3 separate regions of the Homo sapiens genome follow, and all the other regions are linked to region 1. A link is a loop called in an ENCODE intact Hi-C map of the cell type or tissue named here. Cell type or tissue: endothelial cell of umbilical vein. All regions are shown on one strand.

Evidence for each region. A loop is a pair of places that touch in the nucleus more often than their neighbours do. Peaks named below come from ENCODE experiments on the same cell type or tissue, not always from the same donor. Only the 100,000 strongest peaks of a DNase experiment are listed, where the experiment ranks them.
Region 2: a loop joins it to region 1, with 14 times the contacts of the local background. A loop is called at or near these places in 96 of 110 quality-filtered maps.
Region 3: a loop joins it to region 1, with 6 times the contacts of the local background. A loop is called at or near these places in 61 of 110 quality-filtered maps.

The regions. Positions count from the first base shown.
Region 1 is chr7:92,616,599-92,624,598 of GRCh38, forward strand. It overlaps CDK6 (cyclin dependent kinase 6), which reads right to left. Exons shown (of 8, transcript NM_001145306.2): 6 at 6,438-6,488; 7 at 1,474-1,609. Among named protein-coding and RNA genes, the nearest start is that of FAM133B, 30 kb to the left of the region's middle. In endothelial cell of umbilical vein, a CTCF peak has its summit at 4,580; a DNase peak (open chromatin) is centred at 4,603; H3K27ac peaks cover 619 bases.
Region 2 is chr7:93,051,034-93,059,033 of GRCh38, forward strand. No RefSeq gene overlaps it. Among named protein-coding and RNA genes, the nearest start is that of SAMD9, 63 kb to the right of the region's middle. In endothelial cell of umbilical vein, a CTCF peak has its summit at 4,805 (motif pointing left); a DNase peak (open chromatin) is centred at 4,748.
Region 3 is chr7:92,687,965-92,695,964 of GRCh38, forward strand. The region is part of intron 4 of CDK6 (cyclin dependent kinase 6); the gene reads right to left. Among named protein-coding and RNA genes, the nearest start is that of FAM133B, 100 kb to the left of the region's middle. RefSeq lists an enhancer at 7,436-8,000. In endothelial cell of umbilical vein, a CTCF peak has its summit at 3,756 (motif pointing right); DNase peaks (open chromatin) are centred at 3,747 and 7,897; H3K4me3 peaks cover 464 bases; H3K27ac peaks cover 942 bases.

The sequences.
Region 1 (8,000 bases):
GCAGGGGCAAAATTCCTGAGCCTGAGTTCTCTTTTCCCAGAGCCCAAGAAGGAGAAAATTAGGTAGTGGCATTTAATCTCCAGGACATAGGAAAGAAGAGAAAAGAGCTGTGGGAATACATTCACAATACAGAGACATGTCTCTAGAGGATTATGTGAGAGGAAGCCCTTTCCTCACAGCTACACTGATGGCTTAAAGCTGGGAAGAGGGTGGAGAGAAGGAGAACACCTTAGCCAAATGTGGGGGTGTGGGAGAATCTCACGTTGGAAGTCTTAATACATTTTGTCCTATAGAAATATGGTTAAAAAAAAGGTGTTTAAGTTCTATTATTGCTCTACTTCAGGAACAAGGTTGCCAGGTTGAGGGTTAATTAAAAAACTTTGTGTTAATAATATTGTTTCTGCAAGAAAATTTAGTTTAATTGCCAAATAGTTTACTTATAAAATGAGCTTTTGGAATCACAACTTAGTCAAGAGTTGGATACTATGGTAGATTGGATAACTTTTAGTACATATTCCCTCTTTTCTCTCCCCTCTCACCATAGGGGGAGCATTCTTTCCTCCATTCAAGTTGGCCTTAGGCATGGAACTTGCTTTGGCCAATGGAACATGGGCAGAGTGGCGGGTACTTCTTCCAAGTATGGACCTTCAGGGGCATTGCATATTTCTGCTTGCCCTTCTGGAGCATCGATACCTTCTATCATGAGAAAAACATGCCCCAGGGAGCTGCTGCCTCTCTGGCATGGGCCCCAGCATGAGACACATGGAGAAGACCTGTGCTTCACCCACGGGCAGAAGCAGATATCAAAGGCTGTTAATTCAGGAGGTAAAGCAGACACTCATTACTCACTGGGTTTCAGACATCAAGAACAGCCCAACAGGTACACTTTTCTACCTATTGTTCTGGCCTCCAAGTATAGGAAATTATGTATATGGTTGAGCATTAAGAGTCTCAGAGCACAGAAGTCCTTATTTTCAGTGAGGTATTTTATATGTCCCTGGCACACTAAATACTTATTAAATAAATCAGCAACTAGAAGAAGTATTGCTATATAGTTCTTTTGGAAAAACATCTCCCCAAAGTTGTGAATGTTTAAGAAAAGGCACGTTAAAATGACAAACAAATTACTTAAAGTAGCATGAAACTGTAAGAAAGGAAACATAATATTTACTTCTAAAGAAACATATGTCAAAGTGAATCGAGAGGCTTCTAAACCTGCATTGAAATAAACATTCAAAGATGGCAGATTTAAAAAAATGTGGATCAGAAAGACATTCCAGAATCAAAAGCCACCAGCTGCTACAAGTGTGAAAATGAAACCTCTGGAGGGACTGTTGCCTCCTGCTCCATGTGGCTGTGGCATGTGATGCCTATAGCAGCTACTGAACTGATATTTGTGCCCACCACCCAGTCTGGGTAGAGCAGGTGTCTCACTGGCACAGTGCAGACGAGCTTGACATCAGAAAAACTTACCAGAAGTAGGTCTTTGCCTAGTTCATCGATATCTGTTACAAACTTCTCAATTGGTTGGGCAGATTTTGAATGAAAAGCCTGCCTGGGAAGGGCAACATCTCTAGGCCAGTCTTCTTCTCCTGGGAGTCCAATCACGCTACAAAAGAACCACACATGGACATAAGCATTAGCTACTATGCAGAAGCTGTTTTCTCATCAATTTCCAGAGAAAGGCAAAATCTAAGGGGGAGACATGGGGGGCAGAGTCCCAGGAGACCTTCACTTTATCACTGGCAGGGTCTCTGTTTATCTCTGTCCTACTGCAATATGGTGGCCATGGGGGAGAGGGTAATCTCACAGAAGAATTGTAAAATTCAGTGGGAGGAGATAAGAGATTGCTCTGGTAGCAGACACTAAATGTAAGGGATGATGTAGAAATAGAAAATATATTACCAGGCAGTAAGCTCTGACTTAGTGACAAAGCAGGACTTATTGTATTCAGAGGAGACCCATACTGGTACATATCTTCCTTTATGTCCAAGAATGCTTTTTGTGTTTTGATCGAACACCCCAGTATTGACATGATTTTATGATGCTCATCCAACATGGTTTATTAACATATCAATTTGGTTGCATTTTTGGTTAAAGAGCAATTCCCTACATATTAAATATATACATTAGAATCAGAAGGAAAAATGAGGCTAAAACGTGCTAGTCCTGCATTATACAAACATGATTTTATAAAAGGAAGTCTGTGGTATTCCAAAGTGAGCAAACAGTAAATTAAAAGACTATTATTTATATTTCCCCTGAAAACCATTCTGGGATCAGAAATGTGGAAAGAACAGCAAGTGATAAGCACAGGCTTCGGAAATAGGCAGATTTGGGTTCAAATCCTGCACCTGCCACTTACTGGCAGGTAAGGACAAATTACTTAACATCTATGACCCTTAGTGTCTTTATGTATACAATGATAATAACTTACAGTTGTAATGAGGATCAGTTATACTTTATTTGAATTTATAGTAATATATAAATTTATAATTTAAAGTACAAAGCACAGCACCTGATATACATCACACACAGTCAATTATCAATCAATACACTGCCTACTATTATTATAATTAGAAAATGTTATTAATACAAGATGCATAGGAAATACATCACTACCACACTTAAAATATGAACTGCTTGTATCTATGTATAACTTAAGATTCTTTAAAAAATTAATGGGTCAATGGACTTACATAACTTATACATTGTATAGATATTATTTATAGTTTACATATAGGTCGTAAGTAGGTTTGAACAGAGAAAATCAGAGGATGCAGGGACTTCTTTCTCACACAGACTGTATAACTCTGAACCAAAAATAAAATCATAGTTTAGTGGACGGGGTACATAGCTATTCAAATACTGGAACAAATAATTTTAACTACAGTTAGAAATTGTGCTGGCCCACATTAGGGTCTTCTGCTTGGCCTCTACTTGTTGGGACTAAGGCCCAGGAAGAGGTGTTCTTATGAATGTACTTCCAGATTTCAGGAAGATGTGGTACAGGTCTCAAGATCTGTAGCACTTCATTTCCCCTTCCCTCACCTACACGGAGCCCAGGCCATAGACTTCAGCTGGGAAGATAACCCTGTCATCATGGCTTCTCTGCCTGGGTGTCTGGGGAAGACACTGTAATTCGGCCTCTATCAGGCATACTGAGAGAGCTACATTATTGAGGCAAAGACAGATTCATGGACATATTTACTAGAAGCAATAAATAGAAATGACAATGAGCAATATATAGATTTGTTCAATAGTACAGCCTACAATAGAAGTAAAAAGAAAAAAACCAAAAATACCACTATTAATTATGAAAAGAAATGCACGTGTAAGTGTCTGGATACAATGGGACAGGGCAGAGGAGGGAATGAAAAATGCTTGTTAGAGAGCTTTAAAAATTTCCTTTCATTCCTTTTTAGTTGTCAGGTCTATGTGTATCAATATTTTTGTGTATATTCACCAGTCAGCTAGAAATTGATTATATTAATAACTCCTAGAAATATTTAAAATCTTTTTTATTTGTGGCTTTGAATGTATCTACATCTAATTACATCTTGCAAGTATATGATCAACTGAATGCCAAAAGCCTTCAGAGGAACAGCACATCTCTGTTTGTATGTGTGTACATATACAAATAACTTTATATAATTTTATATAAAATTTTAAACAAACACATAACTATATATATAAAACTTTAAGTCTATCACCTCCTCTGATTCCTGTAATAATTTCCTAAGACATGTAAGTCAGGTGTTATTAGTCTCATTTTATAGATGGGGAAATTGAGAATGAGGAATAAAATGAACTGCCAAAGTCACAGATAGCAAGCTCAGTCACAGAGTCCAGAGTGAGTTCCGTTCTCTCTATTCCAATATTTTATTTCCATTTAGCTATGACATCATTCTTAAAAATGCTCTAAGATGTCACAGGCTAAAACTATTGTTTCACTTTTAATACTTGCTATTACTTGAAGGCTTAAATCTTCCTAAACACAGAAATGTTTTTCCCTTTAAGAGTATGTGAACATGGACCAGGTGGGGTGGCTGTAATCCCAGCAGTTTGGAAGGCCGAGGCAAGTGGACCACTTGACCCCAGGAGTTCAAGACCAGCCTGGGCAACATGGTGAAACTCCATCTCTATAAAAAATATAAAAATTAGCTGGTTGTGGTGCCCTGTGCCTGTAGTCCCAGCTACTTGGGAGGCTTAGATAGGAGGATTACTTGAGCTCGGAAGGCCAAGGCTTCAGTGAGCCAAGATCGCACCACTGTACTCCAGCCTGGACAACAGGGCAAGACCTTGTCTCCAAAGAAAAAAATAAAAAAGAGTATGTGAATATGGCTTTCCTTAAAAAAAATTTGGTTTCATGTCCAGAATGAACTTTTATGGCCCAAATATGTGTTGTGAAATTCTGATAGGTCCATTAAAAATGCTTGCACTTAATTCCACTATTTGGACTGCTGAATATAAGCCTTAAAAGTTGACATTTATATTGGCAAGCCCAACAGGGCACAAAATCTATAAATGGCAGTGATGGAGGAGACAGAAATATTTTTTCAAGTACTTCAGCAGTGACGCTAGGGTGCAGCATTGTCCCTTTTCTCTGGCAAGGTAATGCATTCAGAGGAAACAGAACATAATTTTGATGACACAATGCCAGAAACCACAAAGTAAAATCTAAAGGCACAAACCATAGAACTCTACAGCTTCTTTGCTGTTGGCAACCTACGATTGTCAGGACTTTGCCAAAAGCAGAACTGGCTTTTCTTTGGAAGCAGGTCAAACATGCCGGTCAAATGTTCCTTCTGGTCCATTTCACTGGCCTCATGTACTAAGGGGGCACTAACAATGTTAACAAGATTGCAGACATCAGTGCTGGAGGTAGACACAACTGTCAGGTAGTATAAATAAGGGAAAGAAGGTGATGGCTTTCAAGTCCTGGCAAGCTGACTTTAGTCAAGATTCTCTTTCCTTTTAACAGAAGGTCATCAGTATGTCTGCTTTCCCTAGTTTCCTCTTTATGATCACATGCACACAAAATATATTCAACAGTCATGGGGAAAAATAGATGGGAGTTCATCGAGTGATTAAATAACTTGCCATTCAGAAGCAGGGGTAACATGAAGGCTTTGTGTTGAATTTATCCACTGTACAGAGTGGTCAGTAGTAGGAGCAGTAGCATCACCTGCCCTGGACCCAGGAAGCCCCCAGGCATAAAAAACTAGCAAATGTTATTCAGGCCTTAAAGCTACTATGTTCTGACTCAGCAGTAGCACTGGCATTAACAGAAGTCTAGCTGCTTCTAGTCACTAAAAGAACAAAATCAGGTTCCAGTTTTATTAACTGTTTTAAGCAGTCACGCTTGAGTAGACAGTGCTGATATGAAAATCTGTTCTTTAGGGGTGGTTTTTTTTTTTTTTTCAGTCTTACAGACTTCGAATTTCATAAAAATCACTGGGATTCCTATAAAATGTCACAGACCAAAGATCAGGGCTATTTTTGGTCTAGAACTCCCACTTTTTTCCTACTCCACTCCAATTTGGATGGGCCTTTCAAACACAAAAAACCAAAAAAGGATGCCACACTGCATGCTTTGTCAGAAGAAGTGCCCCAGTTACATTCTAGAAACATGAATGCATACATGCATGAACATGCAGACATGAATGAAACTATGTAAATCATCAAGGAGCGATGTAACTGAAACCAAAGAATTTGAGCACAAGAAAGGATCTTATAGAGAATTTAAGTCAGAGTTTCATTTCTCAGATGAAGTTAAGGAAATAAAAGGTTAAATAATTAATGATGAACTCTAATAGTAACAGTAATAGATAACTTTTTAAAGTGCTTACTATGTGCCAGGCACTGTGTAAGCCCTTCACGAGGTGTTTTAAATGACTTTCTCAAAGTTGCAGAGTTATTTTGCCAAAGACTTAGGGTTCTCATTTTCTATTTTGGTGCTCCAAAGAAAAATGAGATGTGTAGCATACCATCCTTCGCCCAGGAAAACAAAACAAAACAACGCAGAACCAACCTGGGTGACCAAGGATACTCAGTGGGGACAGGAAGCTCACTGGACAAGGATGGGTACTTGGTCACCAGGCATCCCATCTCTGATGGTGGGTGCTTTTGAAATGACCACAAGCAGAAAATGTATTTGAACTAAAAGAACTGGAGCTCAGCCACACGAAGAAAGAGGAGCAGCAAAAAGATCCACACAAGCAACATACAAGCTTCCAGAGCAGAGCAGTTAGGGCTCTGCATAAAACGGCACTTCTACCATGTCTCCACTCACCACACAAATAGTAACACTGTCTGCAGCAGCTGCTTGAAGTAAGAAAGACAAGAGATAAACACATGATATGCATGTCAGAGGAAAGTCACTGTAAATGTTTTAATGCTATGGACACTGGTGTAAAATTATAATTATTACTTACTCCAAGATTTTTCCTAGTTGATCAACATCTGAACTTCCACGAAAAAGAGGCCTAAAAGAATAAAGATACATTTTAAATAAGAAATGTTCTCAGATTACATTTCAATCATATTTGCCATTATCATTGTTTCACAGGAAGCAAAATATTCTTTATGGGTTGGGAAGAAGTAAAAAAAATTGAGACATTTTTCCTTTGGTAAGTGAAGGTTTTCCCTGCATTTCATGTATGGGTTAGGATCTCTCATGAATACCTGGTGGTAGATGAATTCCATGTTTTACAATCACGGGCATTCTGTTTGCAGTCATTCTTACAACAGTGCTACCGTCAAATTCAGTTCCAGGTTTCAAAGATCTGCTTAACTTCGTGATAAGGTGGAACATACCACCATCCTAGTCTCGAACCATAAATAGGTGAGATTCTTTGATATTTCTCAGAGCACTTTTTCCATACTACTCTGCTATCAGAGTACTTCCTCATGGGTCTCTCTCCTTTCATTTGTCCTCAATGCTGCAGTGAACCACCTCTGGGTCTATTTTTCTAATTATACCACTTTTCTTCCTCCCAATATTATGGCAGCTAACCATTACAAGTTCTAAATCTTAACTCTGGGCTTTAGAGGCAATTGTGTCTGCTTCAAACACACAGCCTTCCTTGTCTACATTGAGCATTTAACTGGCAATTAAAAAAGGTCATTTTGTGACATTTCTGGCATTTCTCCAAGAAGATCAAGTAGCCCCTTGAGGGAGGAGACTTCTCTAGGTTTCCCTATAAATCCCTGCCATAGAGCTTTACTCTGACAGATGCAGTTACTAAACATTTTATTTCATTTTGCATACACCTATGGTACACAAGTAAACGTTCCCTGATTCCTTCCTCAACAAATGCCATAAACAGGTAATTTTCAACATTAATGTACTAAAATAGTTGTAGTCTATTATCAGGTATCATATCTCTTTTTATATTATATATCAAATTATACAGCCTTAAACTTGACCTCTTAAATATTTTCTGTGCACAATAAATGAACTCACTATATATGGCCATATATGGAGAATCCTGCAGTCATAGCATTTCAGTGGTTAGAACACACCTTAACGTTTCTCAACCATACTTTCTATGAATGTTACTATTCCTGAAAATAATGATTTCCAAATGCAGTGGAAAAGAATTTACTTATTGCAAGGTGATGGGCTGAATTTTTTTCCCCCAAATTCATGTTGAAGCCCAACTCCCAAGATCTCCGAATTTAACTGTATTTGGAGATAGAGCCTTTAAACAAGTAATTAAAATAAGATAGGGTGGGCCCTAATCAAATCTGACTGTTTTCCTTGTAAGAAGAAGCCATTTGGACACAAAGAGACATCAGGGGTGCACATGCACACAGAGAAATAAACATGTGAGAACCATGAGAAGGTAAGCCTAAAAGAGAGCCCTCAGAAGAAACCAAACCTGCTGACACCTTCATCTTGGACTTCCAGCCTCCAGAACTGTGAGAAAATAAGCTTTTGTTGGTTAAGCAATCCAGTCTGGTATTTTGTTGCAGCAGTCCTATAAAACTAATAT
Region 2 (8,000 bases), 430 kb after region 1:
AGAACAAATTAAACTCAGTTAAACCATATATATGTAAATAATAGAAATAATAAATGTAAAAGTAGAAATCAATGCAATAGAAAAGAATAAAGAAAATTAACAAAAGACACAAGTTGTTTCTTTTTTTGGTGATATTATCTTATATATCTTTTTTATTTATTTTATTTTTTTATTATACTTTAAGTTTTAGGGTACATGTGCACAACGTGCAGGTTAGTTACGTATGTATACATGTGCCATGTTGGTGTGCTGCACCCATTAACTCGTCATTTAACATTAGGTATATCTCCTAATGCTATCCCTCCCCGCTCCCCTCACCCCACAACAGGTACCGGTGCGTAATGTTCCCCTTCCTGTGTCCGTGTGTTCTCATTGTTCAATTCCCACCTATGAGTGAGAACATGCGGTGTTTGGTTTTTTGTCCTTGCGAAAGTTTGCTGACAAGTTGTTTCTTTGGAAAGAGTAATAAAATTTATAAACTCCCAGCAAAGCTGATTCAAGAAAAAAAATAGAAGCAGAAATTACTAATATCAGGAATAAAATAAAACTGTAGCGCCTATAGACCAGCAGTCTCCAACCTTTTTGGCACCAGGGACCAGTTTTGTGGAAGACAATTTTTCCATGAAATGATTGGGGAGTGGGTGGTTTCGGGATGAAACTCTTCCACCTCAGATCATCAGGTATTCAATTCTGATAAGGGGCATACGCCTAGATCCCTTGCATGCACAGTTCACAATAGGGTTAGTGCTCCTATGAGAATTTAATACCACCGCTGATCTGACAGGGGGCGGAGCTCAGGCAGTAATGCTTGCTCGCTCACTGCACACCTTCTGCTGTGTGGCCCAGGTTCTAAGAGGCCACGCACCAGTACCTGTCTGTGGCCTGGGGATTGGGGACCCCTGCTATAGACATTAAAATAATAAAATAAGGGTGACTTATGTCTTTATGACAGTACTGGAAAAATTGGGTAAACATAGAGTAAAAATGATCCTCAGCTTCTACCTCACATAATATACAGAAATTAATCAGACGGATTATTACAGATCTGAACCTAAAACCTAAAAGTTGAAAGTTACTAAAAGAAAACATAGGACAATATTGGACCCATTAATTAAAAACAGTAAGCCATAGACTGTGAGAAAATATTTATAATACCCATATCCTACAAAGGATTTATATAGAGAATACATAAATAACTCTTACAAGTCAATAATTGGAAAAACAAATAAGAAGTGTAATAGATAGACAAAATGCTTGGACAGATACTTCTCAAAAGATATGTACAAGAATAAATGCTCAAATATCATTAATCATCAGGGACATAAAAATTAAAACTATAATAATATATCATTTTATATCAAATGTTGGTGAGACTGTGGAACCCCTAGAAATTTTGTACAGTGCTGATAAATATATAAAATGGTACTGTTTGGTAATTTCTTATGAAGTTAAACATAGAACACTTATCACTCAGCATTTCTACTCCTATAAACTTAGCCAAAGGAACAGAAAATGTGTCCACAAAAATATGTGCAGGAGGGTATTCATGGAAACTGGGATTTATTGAAGAGAGTATATGGGAATTTTCTGAGGTGATAGAAATATCCTCTGTTACATTTACCAAAACTCATTGACTTGTATGTATACTTAAGATTTGTGACTTTCACTGTATGTTAATTTTAGCACCCCCCTCCCCACAAAGCCAAGAAACAAACCTCATGAATGCCACTATTTCCCCTTGAGAAAAAGCAACAATGTCGCAAAACATTGATAAAAGGGAGTGAAAAGTATTCTTAAATGAAGATCCTGAAGCCTTTGTATACTTTCTAGTCATTACTCCCATTTGTCTGTTTTGTGAAAATAATAATAGTTTCTATTTATGTAAAATGTTTAAAAGAAAGCTAAACTAATAACTGGTAGAAGCATAACTTCCTAGACACTTAGGAAGACAATTTAACAATGCCTGTGAAAACTCAAATTGCTCTTACCTTTGACCCAGCAACCCCCCTTGCTGACACCTGTTCCACAGAAATATTCACATTAAATGTATAAAGATACGTGGACAAAAATTCCACCGTAGTATATCTTGGAACAGGAGCAAACTAGAGACTGCTAAATGTCTACTGACAGGGGAAGAGTTAACAAACTATGGCACCTCTATGCTAACAAATACTGTGCAGCTGGTAAAAGAAAATATAAATATTAGATGTCTATAAGACAGTCTTGTTTGAAAGAAGCAGGCTGCAGAACAAAATGCACACGATATTATCTGTTTTGAAATAACTTCCTCCATTCTCTCTTCTTTTTCTCTGCTTTTCTCCTTCCTTTTTCTTTGTGAATGCATAGAAAATGACCCGAAGGATACACATTAAACTTTTATCAGTGGTTACCACCTGGAGAGAGGGTGTGGAGAGGTGGTGAGAACTTTCATTTTTTTTTTTTTTTTGCTTTCTATATGCCTATATTGTTTGATTTGTCTTCTCAATGGATGTGTGGTTGTTTTGTAATTTAAAAAAGAAAAGAATGGCTTGCACCTGTAGTCCCAGCTACTCCTTCGAAGGCTGAGATTGGAGGATCGCCTGAGTCAAGGAGGTGGAGGCTGCAGATGGGATCTCACCACTGTACTCTAGCCTAGGTGACAGAGTGAGACCCTGTCTTTAAAAAAGAAAGAAAGAGAGAAAGAAAATAAAAGAAGAAGAAAAAGACAAAAGGAAATGAAGGAAAAGGAAAGTGAAGGAAGGAAGAAAAAGGAAGGAAGAAGAAAAAACAGAAGGGAGGAAGGAAAGAGAGGGGAGGGGAGAGAAAGGAAAGGAAGAGCTGGGAGGGGAAGGAGAGGAAGGAAACAGGAAGGGAGACTGCAGGTCTCTGAAATGCAGAAGCAAAGACAATCTAATCGTCAATGTTCTGAATTGCTCAGGGCTTGGCAGAATGATCCTTCTAGTCTATGGACCATAGATTTGATCTCTGCACCTTGAGAAGGTAGTGAATATTTCTTATTTTTAAAGACAGAGTAGTCGATTCCACAACTTCCCTTGGTAACATTTTTATGTATACTGATCTTTACCTTCAGGTTATTACTTCCTTATATCTGAGTACTTCTGTCCCCAGGCTAGAAACGGAATCAGTGATCATCACATATCATCACACACAATGTTAACTTTCAGTTAATCTCGTTAATGTTAAAGGAGGAACAATGACTTGGAGGACAAAACTCCCTCCCCCCACCCCATAAATAAATAAATTATATATATATATTTATCCTATCACTTTAAAGCCAGAAGAACTTGAAGAACAGTGGTGTACTGTACCTGTACAGCCTTGGAGTCAGGCAAGAATGAAAGCCAGCTCTGTCTCCTAACAGCTGTTTGCTTTGGGCAAACTAATTAACTTTCTTGAGCCTCAGTTTCCTTATTTGGAAAATAGTTAGAATCATAATAGTAACGATGATAATAACAACTCCTAACTTGCAGGCCTTTTGTGAGGATTACAAATAATTAATTGGCCAGGACTTTGAGTATTATAAAGAATTAATTGGCCAGGTTCACCCCTGTTATCCCAGCACTTTGGGAGGATGGGGTGGAAGGATCCCTTGAACCCAGGAGTTCGAGATCAGCCTGGGCAACATAATGTGACCCTGTCTGTACAAAACAAACAAACAAACCTGGGTGTGGCGGCGCATGCTTGTGTTCCCAGCTACTCCAGAAGCTGAGGCAGGAGGATGGCTTGAGTCCAGGAGGTTGAGGCTGCAGTGAGCCATGATCGTGCAGTGGCACTCCAGCCTGGGTGACAGAGTGAGATCCTGCCTAAGAAAAAAAAAAAAAAAAAAAAAAAATGAAAGCACCCTGCTCATAGTAGGTGTTTAATCATGATTATATTTAATGGAACCCCCTAAAGTAACCTAAAATGCTACTGGAGATAAGAACCCATCTCTCTTTACTTCAAGGTCATAACTCCATAACCGTTTGTTTCAAGGTTGGCTCTCTTTACAACAGGCTTTTGTGAGGTAGTCTCTTAATGATAACATTTGGGCTATTAGTAATTTACTGACAGTTGCTCATAGACACCTGCCTTGTTGAGATCCATGTTATAGTTCATAAGAGCCTAATATGCACGTATTCTGGGATGTGAAGGGTTATTCTTTAGATGAGGATTGTGGACCGCAGATGTCCTTCAACCTCACTGGAAAGGTCCACACTACAGGAAATGGGATTACACTTCATCAGGAGGGATTTAGGTTAGATGGGAAGAAGAACTTTCTGACTGATGATTTCCTTCCTTGAAATCTTTAAAAATAGACTAGTTCCCCATTTGTCAATTTTCAAGATGCTGGGGGTTAGAATAGATGGTTTTTCAAGATCTCTTTTAATTCCATGTATTGCTTACGTCACAGGGCTGTATTTCTAAGAGCCACAAACTTTATTGCAAATGTGTATAGAGACAATTTAGAGACCCTATTTTTTTCCCAAAGCAATAGGAAATGCTTTCTGTCTTGCCTGCCTCTTGAAGGGCCTATAGAATAACACAAAATTGCTTTAGCAAGTTAAAGAATAATTAATGGAAAATATGCAGAAAGAGATTTTAAAAATTATTGTGTAATAAAAATTTATATTTGTATTGCACATTAAAAATGTTACTATAGGTATTATTATTTACTCATTATTAGATGTTTGAGTCAAACCTAAAACGGCATCTAATTGAGTCTGAAATCTAATTCGTTGAATGCCATTGAGTCGTGAACCCACCGTGCTGAAAAATGAGAATAAATATAAAGTAACACTGCCATCTAATGGATTCTATGTGTTACTGCCATTGTCTGAGGCAACATTTAAACTCAGATCTAATTCTAATTAATCACTGATATATTCCACCACCTTATTTTGTGTTTTTAATTCACCTTTTTTTTCTTTGTATTTTGTCCCTATAATCTGTTGGATTGATTTTTTAAATTCTTTCTTTTGTCATTTTAGGATATATTGTATCACTGTTTTCTTTTATATTTTATCTCATACTATTTTTATTATGAAATAGTTCAAATATACAAATGAGTATATGATGACCTATGTGCCCGCACCTTAGCTTTATGAAATTTTAATAAACCTAACTTTCTGCTATAAGTGCTTCAGATTTTTTAAAAGGAGAAAACATTACAGATTTAGTTGAAGACTGTATATTTCTTCTCAATTCTATTTCCCTCTGTCTCCAGAGTTCATCTTTCTCATCAGTTTGATGGTTATTAATTCCATACATGGTTTAAGGTTTTATTCTGTATTTTCTAATTAAACAATATATTTCAGCAGTTTTAAATTAAAAAATGTTTATATAAATAATATATCTGCTGCATTAACATTATATTTTTGATATTCATTCATGTTGATTCATCTACTTCTGGCTGATCATTTTAATACCTGTATAGGAATATTATATATGTACATTTTTTCCAACTTATTCTTCTGTTGATGGACATTGAGTATTTTCCCCAAGTTTTCCTTTCATCAAGCAATGTTAGAATGATGTTATTTTACATTTCTTCATGTACACATATGTGAGAATTTCTGTAAAGTGACTCATTTGCTTATGCATCTCCTAAAATAATCTTGAAAAACTATGTAATTCCTTAAACATTTTATTTTAGAGACAGGGTCTTGCTATGTTGTCCAGGTTGGAGTGCAGTGGTGTGATCACAGCTCACTGCAACCTCAAACTCCTGGGTTCAAGTGATCCTCCCACCTGAGCCTCCCAAGTAGCTAGGACTACAGCTACATGCCATCACACCCAGCTAATTTTTAAAAACATTTTTTGTAGAGATGGGGTCTTGCTATGTTGCCCAGGCTGGTCTTGAACTCCTGACCTCCTGGGAGGTCAAGTGATCCTCCTGCCTCGGCCTCCCAAAGTCCTGAGATTACAAGTGTGAGCCACTGTGCCTGGCCTCCTTGAACATTTTCAGGATAACATTAAAAATTTTTTACTTTAAATTTCAATAGTAGAAAATGATGTAGTTTTTGCTTTATTAAAATATTAATATTTTAAAATACAGTGGTTCAGATATTGAGGCAGCACCACCATCAGTATAAAGAAACATGAAGATGCTCTATTGGAATAGTCAAATTTTACATTGTTCCTTTTTCTCCTTACACTCACATTTCCATTTCACTCCACAGAGTTTTATCCCAATGCATTCCTTTAATGTATGAAAATATTTTCTCAATCATCTTCATATTTCTCCATAATAGACTATAAATCAAAATTTTAAAAAACATTTTTTCTCTGTGATTAAAAGACTGAAAGGTAAAACATTTTATTCTGTATTGAGTTATTAGCACTATTATTAGTAGTATAAAATTAGTCAAAGCAAGATAATAATTATTTTGATAAGTATTAAGCATAAATATTAAAACTTTAAATACTAAAAACATATTTTGATGAAATATATTTGAGCTTCTTTTTCAATTACAGGCATACCTCAGAGATAGTGCAGGTTTAGACAGTAGCATTCTGTCTAAAAACCAATGTATATACTTAAATTAAAATACTTTATTGCTAAACAATGCCAGCAACCATCCGAATCTTCAGTGAATTGTAATCATTTTACTGGTGGAGGGTCTTGCCTCGATGTTGATGGCTGCTGACTCTTCAGAGTGGTGGCTGTTGAAGGGTGGGGTGGCTGTAGCAATTTGTTAAAATAGGATAATGAAGTTTGCTACATCCATTGACTATTCCTTTTATGAAAAATTTCTGTCTTGCAATGCTCTTTGATAGCATTTTACCCACAGTAGAACTTCTTTCAAAATTTGGGTCAATCCTTTTAAACCAGCTGCTGTTTTATCAACTAACTTTATGTATAATAATATTCTAAATCCTTTGTTGTTATTTCGACAGTGTTCACAGCATCTTCACCAGGAGTAGATTCTATCTCAAGAAACCACTTTTTGGCTCATCCATAAGAAGTGACTCCTCAACTGTTTCATCATAAGTTTATAGCAATTCAGTCACATTTCAGGCTCCACTTCTAAATCTAGTTTTCTTGCTGTTTCCACCCCATCGGCAGTTACTTCCTCCACTGAAGTTTTGAGCCCCTCAGTCATCTATGAGGGTTGGAATCAACTTCTTCCAAATTCCTGTTAATGCCGGTATTTCAGCTTCCTCCCATGAATAACATATATTCTTTCTTAGTGGCATCTAGAATGGTGAATTCTTTCCAGAAGGTTTCAAATCGCTTTGCCCAGCTCCATTAGAGGAATCGCTATCTATGACTGTTACAGCCCTACAAAATATATTTCTTAAATAATATGACTTGAAAGTCAAAATTAGTCCTTGATCTGTGGGCTGCAGACTGACTGTTGTGTTAGGCATGAAAACAGCACTAATCTCCTTGCATATCTCCATCAGAGCTCTTGGGTGGCTAGGTGCATTGTCAATAAGCAGTAACGTTTTGAAAGAAATTTTGTATTCTGAGCAGTAGGTTTCAATAGTAGGCTTAAAATTATTCAGCAAACCATGCTATAAACAGATGTGCAGCCATTCAGACTTTGCTGTTCAATTTATAAAGCCCAGACAGAGTAGATACAGTACAATTCTTAAGGGCTCTAGGGTTGTTGGAATGGTAAATGAGCGTTGGCTTCAACTTCAAGTCACTAGCTGCATCAAACCCTAAAAAGAGAGTCAGCCTGTCGGCCAGGCGCGGTGGCTCACGCCTGTAATCCCAGCACTTTGGGAGGCCGAGGCGGGTGGATCATGAGGTCAGGAGATCGAGACCATCCTGGCTAACAAGGTGAAACCCCGTCTCTACTAAAAATACAAAAAATTAGCCGGGCGCGGTGGCGGGCGCCTGTAGTCCCAGCTACTCGGGAGGCTGAGGCAGGAGAATGGCGTGAACCCGGGAAGCGGAGCTTGCAGTGAGCCGAGATTGCGCCACTGCAGTCCGCAGTCCAGCCTGGGCGACAGAGCGAGACTCCGTCTCAAAAAAAAAAAAAAAAAAAAAAAAAAAAAAAAAGAGAGAGTCA
Region 3 (8,000 bases), 71 kb after region 1:
CTCCCTTTCATTGCTGTGTAGTATTCCATTGCATCATTATGCCAGAGTTTGTTTAGCAATTTTTTCTGTTGATGGTTATTTCTAGTTTTTGGATATAGTAAAATAAACATTCTGCTTTGAACATTTTTGTACATGTCTCTTGTTGGATACAGGCATGCATTTCTCTTGGGTATATACAGGGAGTAGGCAAACGTTTAGTAGATACTACCAGTTTTCCAAGTGGTTGAACCATTTTACACTCCCACCAGAAATGTATGAGAGTTACAGTTTCTCCGCATCTTGGCCAACAGTTGATATTCCCAACCATTCGAATTAGTGTGTAGTGGTACTTTCTATACTTTTGACTGAATAATTTGTATTCTAAAAGGATAATATAATCTGGATTTATTAAAGCACTAACTGGACTTTCTTGGTAATGACAGAATAAATAGTGTCTGTCATTTGTGACTAACATTTTAAATTGTCTTAAACTACTGTGTGACTCAGTAGTTCAAGACAACTGTAAAATATTAGGCTTTTTTTCTGACTTTTGTCCCTTCTATGTCGGACTTAGCAAACTCCCAACTCTTTAAGCATCTGTTTGTCCTCCTCTTGAGGTGTATAGACTACATATACATCACACACACACACACACACACACACACACACACACACACACACACACACACAGAGTTCTTAGACAATTTAGGCATTGAAAAAGAACTGAACTTAGTATTCTGAAATGTTTGTTTGAACATTAATAATGTAAACATTTTAGAAGCTGTTGGATAGTAGTTTTTACTAGATTTCTTCTATGGACATAATTCTGAAACATCATTATACACTAAACATAGAACCATATTTGTCAGTTTATAGCCCTGTAGCTTAGTTAAGGGGCAAACCACATTCCCTCTAAAGAGGTCACGCAGTCACATTTCCATTTGTTGTGAGTCTTCCCATTCACCCACGCACAGAATTTAAAAATGGGGAACCACAGCAACTATTTTGGCGGAGGGAGGCTGAAGGACAATAATCAGTGTACACATGCTGCCATTTTTTCCTTGTAGTTTAGAAACTCTGAATTAGTGTAGGAATTATTTTTTTTAAGTCAACAAACATTTGCAGAGTGCTACTTGGTGGCCAACACTCAGTGCCAGTGAATTCTAGGGTATGGTTCTTGCCCTTACAAGGCTCATAGGCTTTACAGGTAAACGTGCGTCACAGGGGTTCATTGTACTGATTATTTCATCACTCAGGTGTTAAGCTTAATATCCATTATTTTTCCTGATCCTTTCCTTCTTCGCACCCTCCACCCTCCAATAGGCCCCAGTGTATGTTGTTCCCTTCTATGTGTCCACATGTTCTCATCGTTTAGCTACTACTTGTAAGTGAGAACATGCAGTATTTGGTTTTCTGTTCCTGTGTTAGTTTGCTAAGGGTAATGGCCTCCAGCTCCAGCCATGTCCCAGCAAAGGACATGATCTCATTTATTTTATAGCTGCATAGTATTCCATGGTGTATATGTACCACATTTTCTTTATCCAGTCTATCACTGATGGTCATTTGGGTTGATTCCAAATACCCATAAAGAAATACATGAATGATAAAGAAAATGATTCTTTGCTATTGTGAATAGTGCTGCAATGAACATGCACGTGCATGTGTCTTTATAATAGAATGATTTATATTCCTTTGGGTATATACCCAGCAATGGGATTGCTGGATTGAATGGTACTTCTGTCTTTAGGTCTTTGAGGAATTGCCACACTGTCTTCTACAAAGGCTGAACTAATTTACACTCCCACCAACAATGTATAAGCATTCCTTTTTCTCCACAACCTCACCAGCATCTGTTATTTTTGACTTTTTAATAATAGCAATCTGATGGTGTGAGATAATATCTCTTGTGGTTTTGATTTGCATTTCTCTAATGATCAGTGATGTTGAGCTTTTTTTCGTGATTGTTGGCTGCATGTACGTCTTCTTTTGAAAAGTGTCTGTTCATGTCATTTGCCCACTTTTTTATCGTTTTTTTTCCTTGTAAATTTGTATGTTTCTTATAGATGCTCCATATTAGACCTTTGTTGGATGCACAGTTTGCAAAAATTTTCTCCCATTCTGTAGGCTGTTTACTCAAAAGAAACATGATAGTTTCTTTTGCTGTGCAGAAGCTCTTTAGTTTAGTTAACTTCCGTTTGTCCATTTTTGCTTCTGTTGCAATTGCTTTTGGAGTCTTTGTCATGAAATCTTTGCCTGTGCCTATGTCCTGAAAGGTATTGCCTAGGTTGTCTTTGTGGGTTTTTATAGTTTTGGGTTTTACATTTAAGTCTTTAATTCACCTTGAGATAATTTTTGTATATAAGGAAGGGGTCCAGTTTCAATCTTCTGCATATGGCTAGCCAGTTATCCCAGCACTGTTTATTGAATAGGGAATCCTTTCCTTATTGTTTGTTTTTGTTAGGTTTGTTAAAAATCAGACAGTTGTAGGTGTGCGGTTTTATTTCTGGGCTCTCTATTCTGTTCCATTGGTCTATGTGTCTGTTTTTGTACCAGTGCCATGATGTTTTGGTTACCGTAGCCCTGTAGTATAGTTTGAAGTTGGGTAGCATGATGCCTCCAGCTTTGTTCAAAAAGAAATATTTAATTCAGCATTTACAAAGCTGAATGACTTTCTCCCCCTCACATAACATCTATTAACATTCTACAGAATTAGTGATCCTTGGAAAACGAGTTGAAAAGCACTACTCTATGACAACGTATGGGGTTGAGCACAAATAATCTAAAATAAAATTTGAAATATATGTATGCATGTAATTTAGTAAGAAAAATAAGAGCTAGTATATCTTGCTTTAAGCAAGCAAAATATATGAAAACCTGGTTTTGCATTAAAAATGAAAGTAAAAGTTAAGAATCCTTCAGGGCTTTGGTATAACCATTATGGGAGTCAATTACCACTATATATTATTACAGATGTAGATGGTGAGGACATCTTGCTATATATCTGTATTAACTATACTATTTTTATTAGTTCAGATATGCTCACATTCAGGTAGTGGCTTTTCTGAATAAATATCTTATTTACTTTCAATTACTTTTTCACGATAAAAGTAGAGTGCAGAACAAATTCTAATTACTTATACTTTCTGGCTGTCTGTACAGCAAATGAGAAGACATTTATTGTAGTATAATGTTGAAGTTCATCAATAATTACTGGGCAATCAACCTACCAAGACAGAAGCTGAGACTATAAAGACAAATAACATATCATGTCTGTCCTGGAAGAGTTCATAGTCAAGCTAGGCAAATGTAAAAAGAAATAACTGTAATACTGTGTGGCTGGAAGTATAATAAGGCATTGAGAAAGTGCTACAGAAACACAGATGACTTCATTAAACAGAATGGGTGATTTATTGCTCCTACAATGAAGTACACACACAATGTCTATGTACAATAAAAATATGACTGCAATCAAGAAACTAATATTTATTGAGCACCTATTACATATTGTAAATGTGCATGCCAGAATTTCTTAATTATCAAATCACTGTTAGTTTCATAGAATTTCATATTGTTCTCAAAAGGAATATAAAATATTTCTTAGATTTTTGGGCAATTTTATTATTCAGAATCAGAGGGAGCCAAACAAAAGTTTAATTTTACATTTTAGAAAAAAGTCTAAGGCAATACCATCATATGCAAGCAATCCCTCAGATTGGTAATCAGAACTATATAGATTACACGTGCTTTCATTTCACAGTTAGAGCCAGCAGAGGGAGTAAACCTCTTCAAAGAAAAGACTGAAGTATATATGGAGAAATGTAAGACTTCAGATGTAAAGAATGCCTTTGATAAAAAAGAAAATTTGAGTACTGAGACACAGATGTCAAATACAGGGAAGTACTTTAACTGTACTTTTAAAACTCATTAAATGTAAGCGTAAAAGCAAGAGCAACCACTGAGTAAACTGAAGGATGCCATCTTATTGCTTTAAAGAGACCCACAGGACTGAAAAGTATTAACTTTCCCATATGAAAGCCCTGTAGGCTGGGCGCGGTGGCTCACGCTGGTAATCCCAGCACTTTGGGAGGCCGAGGTGGGCGGATCATCTGAAGTCAGGAGTTCAAAACCAGCCTGACCAACATGGGGAAACTCCATCTCTATTAAAATACAAAATTAGCCAGGCATGGTGGCACATGCCTGTAATCCCAGTTATTTGGGAGGCTGAGGCAGGAGAATTGCTTGAACCCAGGAGGCAGAGGTTGTGGTGAGTCGAGATCACACCATTGCACTCCAGCCTGAACAAGAGTGAAACTCCGTCTCAAAAAAGAAAGAAAGAAAGAAAGAAAGTTCTGTAAAATGTGTTCTGTAGCAAAATCTGACTGATTGGCATTAACAGGAAGGAATTTCAATAGTCCATGTGCTAATTAGCAAGAGCTACTATCTGATGAGTGCCTGTTTTACTCCAAAGATAAGTCCATATACACCAATCACAGTACCTTGCTGCCTGAATTTCTAAGGCTATGAAACTGCTACCTATGAAGAGTATGAAAATTATCTTGGGCTGGGCACAGCGGCTCATGCCTGTAATCCAGCACTTTGGGAGGCCGAGGTGGGCAGACTGCTTGAGCCCAGGAGTTCGAGACCAGCCTGGGCAACATGGCAAAACCCTGCCTCTACTAAAAATACAAAAAATTAGCTGGGTGTGGTGGTGCGTGCCCGTGGTCCCGGCTACTCTGGAGGCTGAGGTGGGAAAATCACCTGAGCCTGTGAAGTCGAGGCTGTAGTGAGCCGTGATCATCATGCCACTGCACTCCAGCCTGAATTATGGAGTAAGACTGTGTCTCAAAAATAAAAAACAAAAAACAAAAACAACTACCTTAGGAACACAAATTCCTTGTGAATATTACAATAAATTCATTTTTTAACAGAACTACACAGGACTAAGCCTTTCTTTGATTTTCCTCGTGTAGAAGAAAAAATTGAGAGAGAAAAATTTTCTGAATGAAAACCAAGTATTTTTACTCACTTTCATCTCTGGTACATCCACAATATTTTTTCATCTTTGCTCTTCACGGGGTACTTCTTGTACCCTTCTCAGTTGGTATTTTTACCATATTTGGTTCACCTACCAAACAAACTATAAACATAATCTGCATAGTGGAAAATTATTAATAGGAATGTCTGTTTTGCACAGGCCCAAACTCTCTTTTTTGCAGGTTACTATTTTCCCTGTCTTTTGTTTACCTGTGAACCTATAACATGTATAAATAGGAGGTATTTGTTTTTCTTACCTGGGTTAAGAGAAAGAGATACAAGTAGAGAAAGAAATGGGGGTGCCTAGGCTTGAGAATAACTGGATATGGGCTGAGTTCACAGAGAAACCCTGATCAGCACTCCCTCCCAGCCCTATGTGATCCTGTCTCATATGCCACAAGTTCTTTCAAAAGCTCTATTACCTAGTAGCAAAGTGGGCTGGCGTGATCTAGAAGGTGACTCTCAGGACCAACTGGTAGGTTTATTTTTCCATTTTATTATCTGTTTTCTAATTTATTCATTTATGCTTTAAACTTTTCCTGCATCCTAGTTTATACAGGTATATTCTAATTAATTCATCATTATATACTTTAACATGTTTTAATTTTTCATAATGAGTAATATGTAAATACAATCGATGCTTGTTGAAAAGAATTCTTTTTCTTTTGTGCTACTTGGATTGAAGGCTTTTACATTTACAGTCAATCTTTCTTTTCCAGTCATAAAAGCAGTTAGTGCTATGAATTAGCCTCTGTGAATAGCTTTGGTCATATTGTCAGCTTTGATGTAGAGTTCACTGTTGTCATGTGAAGTCACTGTTACACATTAAATAGGCAAGAGAAAAGGGGGATTTTACAGATTGTGAGAAGTTTATAGTGAAATTGGAGTATGGCAAGTTGATAAGCTGAATGGTTGAAATGTCAGTTACCAGGTACCCTTGGGAATAAGTAAAGACCAAGACCCCATGTTGCCTCATGCTCAGTGTACAAAACGTCTGTTCATAATCATTTATGTGGTCATCTACTTGCTGAAGATGATCTAAATATCGGCCATTTATTAGTCTCATCTTTAGTCATCTGTGAACACCACACAGTATAGGGGGTATGTGACTAGATGGACTAAGGGAAAGAGTCCTTGATTGAGATTTTGAAATCTGAGTTTTTGTTCCAGATATACTCTGGATATTAGTTTTAAATAAATATTTATATCCAGATATACCTCTGGATATTAGTTATAAATAACCTTTGTATATTTATTACTTTGCAAAAAAGTAATTTTATATTGTTAGGCCCTAGTTTCTCAACTACAAAATCAAGAAGTCACATTTGATTATTTCTAAAGTCTTTCCAACTCCAGAATCCTATAATTAGAATAAATAAATTCTACATGCTCAGTGACACCATCTGAACATTGCACTGTGTACCAATACATCCAGGTCAGTGATGCTGTTCACAGAAACTTGACATTTACAGAAATCAAACTTTAACCAAGAGGAAAACTGAAAGAACATTAATAATTACTCAATATAATTTGTGATTCCATAAAGCAAAATTGGAATTCCAGAAGAGCCTGTGAAGAACCTTTAAGAGTTATTTAGCCTGAGTGGCAAAAGGCAAAGCCACATATCACTTATCAATGTAGCTACAGGCTAGAGAACAATCATGTCTGCATGTCATGTAACATGGGAGAGGCTGTTGTCTGTCTCGTGTTCTTTTCAGAATCAAGCATCATTGTTCAAACAGAAATGTGTAGTGATTGCGCTTCATTAGGTAAGCATCCAAATTTATTACAAAATATGCTCAGAGTGGCCATTTCAGAAGACATGTCTGTCTCTGAAATAGAAAATTATATATATATAAAAAGACCACAGCAAAAAGGAATGACATGGGATATAATTTTTCTGTTCCTACCTATTGAAATATATCTCTGGTTCGTGTCTTTAGAAATTACCAAAGAGAAAAAGATGATCTCAAATGACTGAAATTACTTATAGACAGAAGGATATTAACCTCCTACGACATATTAAAAAGTTTGGGAGGGAGAAATTTAAGCTACACATGATATCTCTGGAAATTCCATTCTGTTTCATGCAAATGATCAGTGAAAGTTATAATGATACAAAGTTATGTCAATAATAGACTTTTAAAGAACCAGGTATAAATGGCAGTGTAAATATACAAATCATCTTGGTTTCTTTTAAATATTACCAAACAAATATGATCCTAGGACTAAGGCAGAAATTAGGGGGAAAAAGTCTCATAGCTTCTTTGTTGGTGATTAAGGGACCCTGAGGTAAAAAAAAAAAAAAGAAAGAAAGAAAGAAAGAAAAAAACCAACAAAAATCAAGAAGCAATGCTCAAGGTAATAAGTGCTTTCATGTTTCCAGTTCTCATATCTGAGGGCACTGGATCAAGCTAAAGGACAAAGAGATAAGGACAATATTGCAAGTTACAAACAAATGGCAGATAAAAGAGCTCTTCTGGGTTCTGATTAAGTGACAGCATTCTACACATTCTTTTGACTTGAGAAAGTCAGACTAAGAGCAGCGGCTAAGTTCCATGTGAAGCCCCGCTAAATAAGCGTATCTGCATGCTTTCACATTCTGGCAGGACAGGATTCCTCCCCTTTCATTGAACAGAGACATGTTCTCTGGGCTCACAGCAATAATGCGCCTCTGCTTCAACTTCCATAAAAAAGCATAAATGTATATGCTGAAAGCACAGAGAAGTTTTGTGCTTTGGGACGAGGTGGCTGGGAGCCAATGTTTACAATCCCCTGGGTGGGGAAGGCAGGCTGAAAGGCTCAGGACGGCAGGCTTTAAAAGTCTTTGCTGTTGCCGCCAGTGACCTTCGCCTCTGTTTTCAAAGCAGCTCTCACGTTAACCCCTTGGATTCTGTGTGCACTGGAGCTGCACAAAGGAAATACCTTTCTTTGAAGGACACCTCTCTCACGCACATCGGTTTCTGATTTCAGTTGGAGCAGCTCAG